Linked DNA regions of Homo sapiens: region 2 is linked to region 1. Evidence: chromatin contacts called from ENCODE Hi-C data. All regions are on one chromosome and are shown on one strand. The core of a region is the stretch at or near the end of the contact, and the rest is flanking DNA. Distances in the headings are between cores, read along the strand shown.

Region 1 (7,006 bases), core at 3,614-6,113:
AAACCCTCTTTCCTCCATTCTTTTGACTTTATTGCAAACACCCTACTCTGTGACTACTGGCAAAAGTGTCTTCTTTTTATTAATTCCTCTGTCCTTGCCAGGGCCACCTCATAGGTGTGAGATGTGGACTCCAGGGCCCCACACTTAAGAGGGCTCAGTGCTTAGTTTAATGCTTTGCTGTCCCATTTTTGAGGAAGGGGCCTCACATTTTTAATTTTGCACTGGGTCACACAGATCATACAGCCAGTCCTGCTCCTTGCTGTGGACGTGGAAACAGGGAGAATGCTCACACCATACAAGGTATGACTGGATGGTGTACCTGTTCTCCTCCCCTTTGGAACTCAGCAGGCATTTTCCCACAGAGACAATCCATAAAGGCAGATGATGCCAATGACAGCTCCATCCTCCTTAGCCTCAGTTCCTTCATTTCTAAAATGGGGACAGTAGCACTTACCCTTGCATGTTATTGTGAGCAATGAGTGGGATGATGTATAAAGTACTTATCAGAGTGTCTGGTATACATCAGTGCTTGCTCAATGAAATCTATGTGAGACAGCAGTTGCGGCAAACAGAGCTTGGACTCTGGAGTGAAGAGCTAGGTCAGAAATTAAATTAGCCCCACTGCCTAAAAAATACATGACTTTTGTTAGTTGACTTGGTTTCTTCCAGTGTCAGTTCCTTTATCTGTAAATGGGAATGCTAATATTTATCTTGAAAGGTTGTTTTGTGATTTAAATAATTTAATGTATTTAAAGACCCTAGTTCACCACTTGGCATCTAGGAGGAGCTAAAAAAATGAAAACAGTTCTTAGTCAGGTTCCCCTTTAACACTATTGCTACACCTAAAACAACCAATTTGGCCAGGAGTGGTGGCTCACACCTGTAATCCCAGCACTTTCGGAGGCCATGGCAGGCAAATCACTTGAGGTCAGGAGTTCAAGACCAGGCTTGCTGACATGGTGAAACCCCATCTCTACTAAAAATAGGAAGAAAAGTTAGCCAGGCGTGGTGGTGTGTGCCTTTAATCCCACCTACTCAGGAGGCTGTGTAGGAAAATCACCTGAACCTGAGAGGCAAAGGTTGCAGTGAGCCAAGATCACACCACTGCACTCCAGGCCAGGTGACAGAATGACTCTTTCTAAAAAAAAAAAAAAAAAAAAAAAGACCAAAAACATCCCCCAAAAAGAAAACAATCCATTTGCAAATGATGTTTGGGATATGACCATTAATAAGTTCTTACATATTATACGACTTCCTGTATACTATATCACCTATGAAATGTAACCACCTTGTATGTTAAAATAATTTTGTAAAGAATACTTGAGCACTATTTTTCCTTTTCTTTTGCTAGACGACGATTTCCTTGAAGGCAGGGGCCACATCTTATGTGCCCTTTATTCCAGATCACTTTCAAACACTTTAGAATCTCAGTTGAATCAAATTTCTCTTTTGTTCTTTATGCCAACAGTGAGACGATAATCTCCCTAACATTCCTCAATTAGCAATTAATGATTAGCCTATTGATAACTAGGAGGTAGACAGGGCCAAAAATAACCCCATCTCTGCCGTTAAAGGCCTTTTCTTTTTTGCCCATCATACATGGCTCGTATTCCTGCCTCCTCGGTTCTGGTTCTTGCTCCATTAATGAAACTATTCCATCAGAGAACATAACTTGGTTTTCTGGAACCCACTATCTTCCCTGGCAACAACCCATCTAGAGAGGCCATGGAGGAAGAATTTCCTGAAACCCCAACATTTGAGTCATAATTTGATGCCTCTTAGGATTCAAAGAGGCCTCAGACCTGTGACTTTTAAACATTTTGGGAGTATAGGTTCCTTTAAGAATCTTCTGATAGTTATGGACATTCTCTGCAGAAAAATACATTCAGTACCTTAGTACAATTTCAAGGTGTTCTCAAAACCCCTGAAGCCCTTGGATCCCAGGTTAAGAATTCTTGTTAGAATAGCCAAGAAAAGGGAATCAGCAACGTGAATGATTCCGGTTTCCTGGTAAGTGTTCCGGACCTGACTAGTCACTCTCCCTTGCTGAAAACAAAACAAAACAGAACAAAACACAGCAATGACAACTCCCAAGATTTAACCTCAAGATTATCCCTGAGAGTCCAAACCTGGGCAGTAATGGTAAAGGCTTCCGGCCAAGCAGTAACTACTCTTTGGAGAACCTCAGTTCAGCTGAGTAAAATAGGCCTTGTTTGATAATGCCGTTTACATTTCCAAATCCTGGGTATCAAGCTTTCTTCCTATGCCTTGCGGCCTTTCCTAAGTTTAGCCGCTGGTGTAATGGGGTAACCATGGCAACAACCACCTGCCTATTTAAAACCATCTCCAATGCTAAATAAGGAAGCCTGAAGAAAATGGCTGCTTGCCTGCCTCTCAGTGGACAAATTGGGCACTCCTGGGTATTTTAGACATGGGCGAATAGGCAGGGTAGAAGCAGTATGTATGCAAAGTTCTTCATAGGAAGCGTTCGGTGACCTTGTGAAATAGGTGCTACCTCAGCCCTTCTGTCTTCGTTTGTTAGGCGAGCACGCAGGTTTACGTGCAAATCCGTGGGCCTGTCACCATGTCATCCATGCTACCTTGACCTCAGTCAGGTGAAGAGTGAGCTGAGAACCTACCCTCAGAGAGAAGTATTGTTTATAGGATCTCGGAAGGGAGAAGGAAAAACAGTTCTACAGATCACAGTGAATTTGTTCATACTTTGCATTAAAATGCACGCTACAATCTTTTTTTTTTTTTTTTTCTGACGGATGTGTCTTTCTAATTGTACTTAATCATGTGGGTGATGGATGATTGCTCTATTTATGTCATATGTTGGCCTGCCTATTGATTTTTGGCATATGGAGAAATTTCTCCCTCCCTCTGCTTCCTTGCTTTCTGGGAATTACAGATGTTTGGTTTCTTTCCTCTGCCGAGACCATACAACTGATCACACTGAACATCTTGCTCTTCCACAAGTATACTGCACCCTCTCACTCCTTCGTATCTTTTCGTACATTTGCTTCCTTCTCCCTGTGTTGCCCTCCTCTTTTTCCGTGTCTTGGTTCAGGCGTCTCTGTCATTGGAAAACCCTCCATGCCACGTTTCGTGTCCTTGGTTTTTGCTCCCATAGGTCACCTCCAGTTACATCACTTAACACAAACCATTCTGCACATCTGCTTTCCAGCCTGTTTCCAGCACCAGGCTGTGAGTCCCCTACATGCGTCTGTCCAAAATGCCTGTAGAACAGTGTCTGGTGTGCATTACGTTTTCAAAAGATCTGCTGAATGAATGGATGAATGAATGAACAGAGCCCCGTGGCTTTCACAAGCATATGGCACATGTGCATGAGTACGTATAAGGATACTTGTGTGAGGCCGGGTGCAGTGGCTCAAGTCTGTAATCCCAGCACTTTGGGAGCCTGAGGTGGGTGGCTCACTTGAGGTCAGGAGTTCGAGACCAGCCTGGCCAACATGGTGAAACACTGTCTCTACTAAAAATACAAAAATCAGCTGGGTGTGGTAGTGGGTGCCTGTAATCCCAGCTACTTGGGAGGCTGAGACGGAAGAATTGTTTGAACCCAGGAGGTGGAAGTTGCAGTGAGCCAAGATCGCGCCACTGCACTCCAGGCTGAGCAACAGAGCGAAACTCCATGAAAAAAAAAAAAAAAAGATACTTGTGTGAAAAGAGGACCTTAAAAGCCTGAGGAATGGGTTGAAGAGGAGTACTTTTTAAAAAAGTGGTTTGTGTGTATCTGGGAGTGCAAAAGACCGTTAGAGGAGATCATCTGAACTGTAAGTTTGTGACTATAGTATCAGGGGCTGGAAGTACACGTGTTCCTAGTGTGCAGTGAGTGTGTATAGTCTGTGTGTGTGAGAGCAAGAAGATGCTGTGGCAGGATGCACTTCCTAAAAGGTTCGTTCAGCTGCTATCGGATCCCACAGATCGCTCTTTCTGAAGCTATAGTGTTCAGTTTCTGACCTCTAAAAAGACCTCCTTCTTCTTGGTTGACTTCTCAGGCTGTGGGGTCAGGACAAAGAGTAGGAATGAAAATGGCCAGTGATGAAAATGATGGGTCCTGGGCTTTAAATGAATGTCTTCAATGAACACTCTAACCTCTCTTTTAAGGACAATTCTTGCTTGTAATCCCAGCACTTTGGGAGGCCGAGGAGGACGGGTCACTTGAGGTCAGGAGTTTGAGACCAGCCTGGTGAACATAGTGAAACCCCATCTCTACTAAAAATACAAAAGTTAGCCAGGCATGATGGTGCACGCCTGTAGTCCCAGCTACTCAGGAGGCTGAGGCAGGAGAATCGCTTGAACCTGGGAGGAGGAGGTTGCAGTGAGACAAGATCACGCCACTGCACTCTGGCCTGGGTGACAGAGTGAGATTCCATCTCAAAAATAAATAAATAAATAAATAAATAAAAAGACAATTCTGTGGGCTAAATAAAAGTCAACACCTTTAGGCTCAAAAACAAAGTCCAAATCATTATCCATTCTTCTCCCAACCTACCTAGGGTTGGGGTGGGAACAGTGTCTGAAATAGTGGTCATCTTGAAATAGTACAACAAAGAAAAAGAAAGAAAGAATGAAAATTGACTAATGAGAAGATACAGACAAAGAAGGAAAGAGGGAGAAAGGGGTAGCTATACGTCAGTCACAACTAAGTTCTGGCAAATTTCATCCTACAAGGAAGAAGGGTTTGCTTTCTCTTGCAAATGATCTGGTTTCCTCTTTCCTTTCATTTTTGAACCTAACTTGGTGACTTCACAGAGTGCCCAGGCTGAGGCTGGGACTTAGTGGGTTCCGGGTCTCCAGCCTTTGCAGGTACCTCTCTGCTGCTGCCCTCTGCTGTCGGGGGAGGCAAAGGAGACACCCTTCTGGTCCTCCTGGTCCAAGTCCCGGAGCTGCCACCTCCTCCCATTTGAGACCGACAGAAGCTAGGGTCTCTTCCAGCCTCCCTGCTCTTCCCCAAAAGAATCATGAGGGGCTGGGGTTGGAGGCGCTGTACTTGGAAGCAGCAGAGACTCAGGACGGGGGTTCCAGTTAGACAAGGGCAGACGCCCTCCCACCTCCTCCCCTGCAAAAGCAGGCCCTTCATACCCACCTCCTGCCCTCCAGCCCTGCCCTCTGCACAGATCCTTTGGGAGAGGACAGGCAGTTAGCCTGCGCCAAGTTTCTGACACTTTTTTTTTTCTTGGAAATGGAAACCCTCCTTCCGGCAAGTGGCAGGAAGGCCAAGTCCCCAGCGGCCCTGGCTGGGAAAATTTCCAGAGAGCAGGTGAAAGGCCTCTGTTCCGCCAGGGCCACACTGGGTGGGTGGCAGCGCAGCCGGGCCTGCAGCTTACCTGCTGTTGAATTTTTCAGGATGTTTCTCTCTCATCACATGGAATCTGTGTGCAATGGAAGCGTCCTGAAAGTGAAAGAGACAAAGCAGATCCTTGGTGAGTGGTCATGACAGTGCAGTGCGGAGGGAAGGGACGCACGCATGCACTCGCTGAGTCATGCCAACCCTGGGACTCTATCTATCGCATGGTGGGGCTCCAGGTCACATCCGCGGAGCCAACAGAGGCTCAACACTGCCTCCAGGGGGATGAGCTAGCACCACCAATACTCTTACAGCCTATGCCAGTTGACTCTGGAGTCCTTGCTATTTCACTCTAGCCCGGACCCGCTGAGAACAGATAGATAGTTCAGGGGTGAGTGAAGGGGAAAGCCTTTGCCCTCTGGGGAGACTGAGAGTCTGTGAGCAGTTAGAGATCAGGAGCCTGTGTCTGGGGCTGAGCATGAGTCTCTGGAAATGACTTTCCATACTAGTTCTTTTTAAAATAGTTTTTATTTTGGAATATTTTGACTCACAATTAAGTTGCAAAAATAGCATAGAGTTCCTAGGTCCCGTTCACTCAGCTTCCCCCAATGATAACATTTTATATAACTATAGGATATTGTCAAAACCAGAAACCTGACATTGGTAGATGCTATTAGATATTAAGTCTTAACCATCCACACCAATAGAAATAATTAGTGGCACTGGATAACATGCTTACTAGATAATAAAACAAAATTAAACTCTGGCTTCTGCTTCTTGATCACTTCACTCGAAGGACTCCCTCCAAGGCCAATAAGAGTCATTATTACATCATGTGGACACTGCCCTCCTATTAGCACATCCCTTTGCCACACTAGCGGCCCCCTGCACTCCAGCACTCACAGTTAGGATGGCTGTCATGCACTGTGCTCCTGGGCTCTCCATCCTCTGACCACAACTCCCTAACCCTGGGTTCTACCTGCGGCCCCCACTCCACACCGTGGCCATCTCGTGAGTTCTCGTGGCTGTTACCAGCATCTGAATGATGATAGCTCCAAAGTGTCAATCTCTAGAGCCAACCCTAAGCCTCAAACCTGAAACGGAACTTGTCTTTCCTCCTCAAACTCGGTCTTCCACCCTCGACAATGGTCTCATTTTCCAGCAGAAGAATGTGTAACGCCCCTTCACCGCTCAGGCCCCATACTGGTACTTTGGGTGCAGGTGCTGGGCTTCAGAAATAAACAGGCTAATTGAGCCGGAGATGGGGGGTGACACAGAAACCAGGGAGTTGACTAGATTTGTTTTGCAATGAAAAATATACAAACCCATTTACTGGAATACATGGCTACAAAACACTTGAAATTCCATGCAGTGAATTTTGAATTTTCATCAAATGCATATTAATTCTATTTCTTATATGAAAATTTCTGTGTTTTTTTTTTTTTTTTTTGAGATGGAGTTTTGCTCTTGTCGCCCAGGCTGGAGTGCAGTGGCATGATCTCGTCTCACTGCAACCTCTGCCTCCCAGGTTCAGGCAATTCTTCTGGCTCAGCCTCCTGAGTAGCTGGGATTGCAGGTGCCTACCATCACACCGGGCTAATTTTTGTATTTTTAGTAGAGACGGGTCTTCGCCATGTTGGCCAGGCTGGTCTCGAACCTCAGGTGATCTGCCCGCCTCGGCCTCCCAAAGTACTG
Region 2 (7,644 bases), core at 3,507-6,006, 670 kb after region 1:
TGGTTACTGTAGCCTTGTAGTATAGTTTGAAGTCAGGTAATGTGATGCCTCCAGCTTTGTTCTTTTTGCTTAGGATTGTCTTGGCAATGTGGGCTCTTTTTTAGTTTCATATGAAATTCATACTAGTTTTTTTCCAATTTTTTGAAGAAAGTCAATGGTAGCTTGATGGGGACAGCACTGAATCTATAAATTACTTTGGGCAGTATGGCCTTTTTAACGATATTGATTCTTCTTATCCATGAGCATGGAATGTTCTTCCATTTGTTTGTGTCCTCTCTTATTTCATTGAGCAGTGATTTGTAGTTCTCCTTGAAGAGGTCCTTCACATCCCTTGTAAGTTGGATTCCTAGGTATTTTATTCTTTTTGTAGCAATTGTGAATGGCTCTCTGTTTGTCTGTTATTGGTGTATACGAATGCTTGTGATTTTTGTACATTGATTTTGTATCCTGAGACTTTGCTGAAGTTGCTTATCAGCTTAAGGAGATATTGGGCTGAGATAATGGGGTTTTCTAAATATACAATCATGTCATCTGCAAACAGAGACAATTTGACTTCTTCATTTCCTAATTGAATACACTTTATTTCTTTCTCTTGTCCAATTGCCCTGGCCAGAACTTCCAATATTATGTTGAATAGGAGTGGTAAGAGAGGGCATGCTTGTCTTGTGCCGGTTTTCAAAGGGAATGCTTCCAGTTTTTCCCCATTCAGTATGATATTGGCTGTGGGTTTGTCATAAATAGCTCTTATTATTTTGAAATACGTTCCATCAATACCAAGTTTATTGAGAGTTTTTAGCCTGAAAGGCTATTGTATTTTATCGAAGGCCTTTTCTGCATCTATTGAGATAATCATGTGGTTTTTGTCATTGGTTCTGTTTATGTGATGGAGTACGTTTATTGATTTGCATATGTTTAAACAGCCTCGCATCCCAGGGATGAAGCCAACTTGATCTTGGTGGATAAGCTTTTTGATGTGCTGTTGGGTTTGGTTTGCCAGTATTTTATTGAGGATTTTCGCATGGATGTTCATCAGGAATATTGGCCTGTAATGTTCTTTTTTTTTGTTGTGTCTCTGCCAAGTTTTGGTATCAGGATGATGCTGGCCTCATAAAATGAGTTAGGGAGGATTCCCTCTTTTTCTATTGTTTGGAATCATTTCAAAAGGAATGGTACCAGCTCCTCGTTGTACCTCTGGTAGAATTCGGCTGTGAATCCGTCTGATTCTGGATTTTTTTTGGTTGGTAGATTATTAATTACTGCCTCAATTTCAGAGCCTGTTATTGGTCTATTCAGGGACTCGACTTCTTCCTGGTTTAGTCTTGAAAGGGTGTATGTGTCCAGGAATTTATCCATTTCTTCTAGATTTTCTAGTTTATTTGCACAGTGGTGTTTATAGTATTCTCTGATGGTAGCTTGTATTTCTGTGGGATCAGTGGTGATATCCCCTTTATCATTTTTTATTGCTTCTGTTTGATTCTTCTCTCTTTTCTTCTTTATTAGTCTGGCTAGCAGTCTATCTGTTTTGTTGATCTTTTCAAAAAACCAGCTTCTGGATTCATTTATTTTTTTGAAGGTGTTTTTGTGTCTTTATCTCCTTCAGTTCTGCTCTGATCTTAGCTATTTCTTGTCTTCTGCTAGCTGTTGAATTTGTTTGCCCTTGCTTCTCTAGTTATTTTAATTGTGATGTTAGGGTGTAAAGTTTAGATCGTTCCTGCTTTCTCTTGTGGGCATTTAGTGCTATAAATTTCCCTTTAAACACTGCTTTAAATGTGTCCCAGAGATTCTGGTATGTTGTGTGTTTGTTCTCATTGGTTTCAAAGTACATCTTTATTTCTGCCTTAATTTCATTATTTACCCAGTAGTCATTCAGGAGCAGGTTGTTCAGTTTCCATGTAGTTGTGTGGTTTTTAGTGAGTTTCTTAATCCTGAGTTTTAATTTGATTGCACTGTGGTCCGAGAGACTGTTACGACTTCCGTTCTTTTGCATTTGCTGAGGAGTGCTTTACTTTCAATTATGTGGTCAATTTTAGAATAAGTGTGATGTGGTGCTGAGAAGAATGTATATTCTGTTTATTTTGGGTGGAGAGTTCTGTAGATATCTATTAGGTCTATTGTTCCAGAGCTGAGTTCAAGTCCTGAATATCCTTGTTAATTTTGTCTCATTGATCTGTCTAATATTGACAGTGGAGTGTTAAAGTCTCCCATTATTATTGTGTGGGAGTCTAAGTTTCTTTGTAGGTCTCTAAGAACTTGCTTTATGAATCTGGGTGCTCCCGTATTGGGTGCATATATATTTAGCGTAGTTAGCCCTTCTTGTTGCATTGATTTCTTTACGATTGTGTAATACCCTTCATTGTCTCTTTTGATCTTTGTTGGTTTAAAGTCTGTTTTATCAGAGACTAGGACTTCAACCCCTGCTTTTTTTTGCTTTCCATTTGCTTGGTAAATATTCTTCCATCCCTTTCTTTTGAGCCTATGTGTGTCTCTGCACATGAGATGGGTCTCCTGAATACAGCACCATTGATGGATCTTGACTCTTTATCCAATTTGCCAGTCTGTGTCTTTTAATCGGGGCATTTAGCCCGTTTACATTTAAGGTTAATATTGTTATGTGTAAATTTAATTCTGTCATTATGGTGCTAGCTGGTTATTTTGCCTGTTAGTTGGTGCAGTTTCTTCATAGTGTCGATGGTCTTTACAATTTGGTATGTTTTTGCAGTGGCTGGTACCGGTTGTTCCTTTCCACATTTAGTGCTTCCTTCAGGAGCTCTTGTAAGGCAGGCCTGGTGGTGACAAAATCTCTCAGCATTTGCTTGTCTGAAAAGGATTTTACTTCTTCACTTATGAAGCTCAGTTTGGCTGGATATGAAATTCTTGGTTGAAAATTCTTCAAGAATGTTGAATATTGGCCCCCATTCTCTTCTGGCTTGTAGGGTTTCTGCTGAGAGATCCGCTGTTAGTCTGATGGTTTTCCCTTTGTGGGTAAGCCGACCTTTCTCTCTGGCTGCCTTAACATTTTTTCCTTCATGTCAACCTTGGTGAATTTGACGATTGTGTGTCTTGGGGTTGCTCTTCTGGAGGAGTATCTTTATGGTGTTCTCTGTATTACCTGAATTTGAATGTTGGCCTGCCTTGCTAGGTTGGGGAAGTTCTCCTGCATAATATCCTGAAGAGTGTGTTCCAACTTGGTTCCATTCTCCCCATCACTTTCAGGTACACCAATGAAACGTAGATTTGGTCTTTTCACATAGTCCCATATTTCTTGGAGGCTTTGTTTGTTTCTTTTCATTCTTTGAAAATACTATAGTATTAAATAATGATAATTATAACAAATCTTGTCTTCTCACTTTATTTCATTAAGTTCATCTTCAATCTGTGATATCCTTTCTTCTGCTTGATTGATTAGGCTATTGATACTTGTGTATGCTTCACGAAGTTCTGGTGCTGTGTTTTTTAGCTCCATCAGGTCATTTATGTTCTTCTATAAACTAGTTATTCTAGTTAGCAATTCATCTAACCTTTTTTCAAGGTTCTTAGCTTCCTTGCATTGGATTAGAACATGCTCCTTTAACTCGGAGGAATTTGTTATTACCCATCTTCTAAAGCCTACTTCTGTCAATTCGTCAAACCCATTCTCCGTCCAGATTTGTTCCCTTGCTGGCAAAGAGTTGTGATCCTTTGGAGGAGAATAGGCATTCTGGTTTTTGGAATTTTCAGCCTTTTTGTGCTGGTTTATCCCCATCTTCATGGATTTATCTACCTTTGGTCTTGGATGTTGGTGACCTTCGGATGGGGTTTTTGTGTGGACATCCTCTTTGTTGATGTTGATGCTATTCTTTTCTGTTTGTTAGTTTTCCTCCTAACAGTCAGGCCCCTCTGCTGCAGGTCTGCTGGAGTTTGCTGGAGGTCCACACCAGACCCTGTTTGCCTGGATATCACCAGCAGAGGCTGCAGAACAGCAGATTGCTGCCTGTTTCTTCCTCTGGAAGCTTTGTCCCAGAGGGACACCTGCCAGATGCCAGCCAGAGCTCTCCTGTATGAGGTGTCTGTCGGCCCCTACTGGGAGGTGTCTTCCAGTCAGGATACACAGGGGTCAGGGACCCACTTGAGGAGGCAGTATGACCCTTATCAGAGCTCGAACGCTGTGCTGGGAGGTCCACTGCTCTCTTCAGAGCCATCAGGCAGGGACGTTTGAGTCTGCTGAAGCTGCACCCACAGCTGCCCTTTCCCTCAGGTGCTCTGTCCCAGGGAGATGGGGGTTTTATCTGTAAGTCCCTGACTGGGGCTGCTGCCTTTTTTTCAGAGATGTGCTGCCCAGAGAGGAGGAATCTAGAGAGGCAGTCTGGCTACAGTGGCCCTGCTGAGCTGCGGTGGGCTCCACCCAGTTTGAACTTCCTGGCGGTTTTGTTTACACTGTGAGGGTAAAACCACCTACCCAAGCCTCAGCAATGGCGGATGCTCCTCCCCCGACGAAGCTTGAATGTCCCAGGTCAACTTCAGACTGCTGCGCTGGCAGCGAGAATCTCAAGCCAGTGGATCTTAGCTTGCTGGGCTCCGTGGGGGTGGGACCCTCTGAGCTAGAACACTTGGTTCCCAGGCTTCAGCCCCCTTTCCAGGGGAGTGAACGGTTCTGTCTCGCTGGCATTCCAGGTGCCTCTGGGGTATGAAAAAACAACTCCTGTAGCTAGCTCAATGTCTGCCCAAACGGCCACCCGGTTTTGTGCTTGAAATCCAGGGCCCTGGTGGCATGGGCAACTGGAGGGAATCTCCTGGTCTGCAGGTTGCAAAGACCATGTGAAAAGCACAGTATCTGGGCCAGAGTGCTCTGTTGGCCACGGCACAGTCCCTCACGGCTTCCCTTGGCTAGGGGAGGCAAATCCCCCGACCGCTTGTGCTTCCTGTGCTTCCTGGGTGAGGCTACACCCCACCCTGCTTTGGCTCGCTCTTCGTGGGCTGCACCCACTATCCAACCAGTCCCTGTGAGATGAACTGGGTACCTCAGTTGGAAATGAAGAAATCTCCTGCCTTCTGCATGATCTCACTGGGAGCTGCAGACCGGAGCTTTTCCTATTCGGCCATCTTGCCAGCACCAATTTTTTTTTCATTTTCAGTAGAGGCGAGGTTTCCCCATGTTGGCCAGGCTGGTCTTGAACTCCTGACCTCAGGTGATCCACCCGCCTCGGCCTCCCGAAGTGCTGGGATTACAGGCATGAGCCATTGCGCCTGGCCTATCATAACATTTTTAATATCATATTATAGTATTAAATAAAGATAATTACCATTATTATAACAGCGAACATCTATGCACTACTTGCTGGACACTGTGTCAAGCACTTTAAATGCATCGTAATTTCTGGCATATTAATTTATTAATCATATTAAGTCTTCAAGTTCCTTAACCTCAGGGTATGGGAGGTAAGAGAGCAGTAAGGTTCATAGTTTTTCTTTTTCTTTCTATTTATTTATTTATTTATTTATTTTTGAGATGGAGTTTCACTCTTGTCTCCCAGGCTGGAGTGCGATGGTGCGATCTCAGCTCACTGCAAACTTCGCCTCCCGGGTTCAAGCAATTCTCCTGCCTCAGCCTCCTGAATAGCTGGGATTACAGGCATGTGCTACCACGCTCAGCTAATTTTGTATTTTTAGTAGAGATGGGGTTTCTCCATGTTGGTCAGGCTGGTCTCGAATTCCTGACCTCAGGTGATCCTCCCGCCCTGACCTCCCAAAGTGCTGGGATTACCAGTGTAAGCCACCGCATCCAGCCTATTTATTTGTTTTTTGAGAGTGAGTCTCATTCTGTAACCAGGCTAGAGTGCAGTGGTGTGATCTCGACTCACTGCAACCTCCACCTCCTGGGCTCAAGCGATTCTCCTGACTCAGCTTCCCAAGTAGCTAGGATTACAGCATGTGCCACCATGCCCAGCTAATTTTTGTATTTTTAGTAGAGACAGGGTTTCACCATGTTGGCCTGGCTGGTCTTGAATTCCTGACCTCAAGTGATCCACCTGTCTCGGCCTCTCAAAGTGTTGGGATTACACGTATGAGCCACCATGCCCGGCCAGGTTCGTAGTTTTTAAAGTTTGGAAGATACGAGTTCCCATCCCAGCTTCAATCTATGCGAATTTAAACAAGTTTCCCATTTCTCTTGCTCAAAAAAATGGTTGTTGGGCTTTTTTTGTTTTTTAACCAAAGTGATAACATGATATCCAGAAAAGTAGAAAGAAGAAAACAATAAATTACCTCCATATCCCACCATTTAGAAATAAAATTAAAATTTGTGAGCATGCTTATAGATATTTCCAAGTGGATTTGTATGTTAGAATGATACATAAATAAATTCAAAACTAATAACCTAGGATTATATTCTATATTCTGTTGTTTAAAAGTGAAAAAAGAGGTCCTGACGCAGTGGCACACACACCTGTAATCCCAGCAGTTTGGGAGGCCGAGACAGGTGGATCAGGAGTTCGAAACCAGCCTGGCCAACATGGCAAAACTCCAACTCTACTAAATTACAAAAATTAGCCAGGCGTGGTGGCATGCTCCCATAATTCCAGCTACTCGGGAGGTTGTGGCAGCAGAAATACTTGAGCCTGGGAGGTGGAGGTGGCAGTGAGCCGAGAATGCACCACTACACTCCAGCCTGGGCGACAGAGCAAGACTCCGTCTCAAAAAAAGAAAAAAAAAAGTGAAAAAAGGATTGCTGAGATTCAGGTAATGTTTCTTTACCATGAGAGATATTGGGATATTGGCTACTCTTTTAAACCCTTTAAGCAGGGCCCCACCCTGGGTCCAGCAGGCTATATATTAACCTACACAGGCAGTTTGATTGGCTTCACACAGTTAATTTAAAGAAATAGAAACTAGGCTGAGCGTGGTGGCTCATGCCTGTAATCCCAGCACTTTGGGAGGCTGAGGTGGGTGTATCACGAAGTCAGGAGATCGAGACCATCCTGGCTAACACGGTGAAACCCCGTCTCTACTAAAAATACAAAAAATTAGCCGTCTAATTTAGTCTCGCTCTGTTGCCCAGGCTGGAGTGCAGTGGTGCGATCTCGGCTCAGTGCAAGCTCTGCCTTCCGGGTTCACGCCATTCTCCTGCCTCAGCCTCCTGAGTAGCTGGGACTACAGGCGCCCGCCACCACGCCTGGCTAATTTTTTGTATTTTTAGTAGAGACGGGGTTTCACGGTGTTAGCCAGGATGGTCTCGATCTCCTGACCTCGTGATCCACCCGCGTCGGCCTCCCAAAGTGCTGGGATTACAGGCGTGAGCCACCAAACCCGGCCACATTGCACTGCTCTTTAGAGAAAAATCTGATTTTTTAAAAAACCCTGAGAGGTGACTGGATTTTTCTTTCTGAATATTTAAAGAATTTTTTTTTTTGCCTTCAACTTTAACAGGCATACGCCTAAATATCTTTTTTCAACCAATATTGTTGGAAAACAATGCATCTTCTTGAGTGAAAAACAGAATCACTTTGGAGAGATTTTCCTGTATTACATTTCTAGATAATTTCCCTAGTTAATTGTTGTAACTCTTATTTCCAGGACAGTAGTAGTTGTTATGTTAGGTGGTTTTTATCATCTATTCTTTACATGTCTTAAATTCCTTATCCTTTCTTTCTATTTTCATTATGATTATAC

The links. Hi-C counts contacts between places; a loop is a spot of excess contacts on that map. Pooled maps may share reads with other maps.
Region 2: a loop to region 1 is called in a pooled map of psoas muscle, with 4 times the contacts of the local background. The contact joins two enhancer-like sites. A Hi-C loop is called at or near these places in 2 of 50 pooled maps.

Annotation. Positions count from the first base shown.
Region 1 is chr3:186,237,153-186,244,158 of GRCh38, forward strand. DGKG (diacylglycerol kinase gamma) reads right to left here. Exons shown (of 25, transcript NM_001346.3): 20 at 5,352-5,416. Among named protein-coding and RNA genes, the nearest start is that of DGKG, 120 kb to the right of the region's middle. RefSeq lists an enhancer at 5,102-5,151. Within about 2 kb of position 4,864, at least 18 of the 41 ENCODE cell types and tissues checked have a DNase peak (open chromatin) inside an H3K27ac peak, as active enhancers do.
Region 2 is chr3:186,904,920-186,912,563 of GRCh38, forward strand. No RefSeq gene overlaps it. Among named protein-coding and RNA genes, the nearest start is that of ST6GAL1, 22 kb to the right of the region's middle. RefSeq lists enhancers at 4,014-4,709, 4,472-4,571, 4,642-4,691, 4,710-5,404. Within about 2 kb of position 4,757, at least 8 of the 41 ENCODE cell types and tissues checked have a DNase peak (open chromatin) inside an H3K27ac peak, as active enhancers do.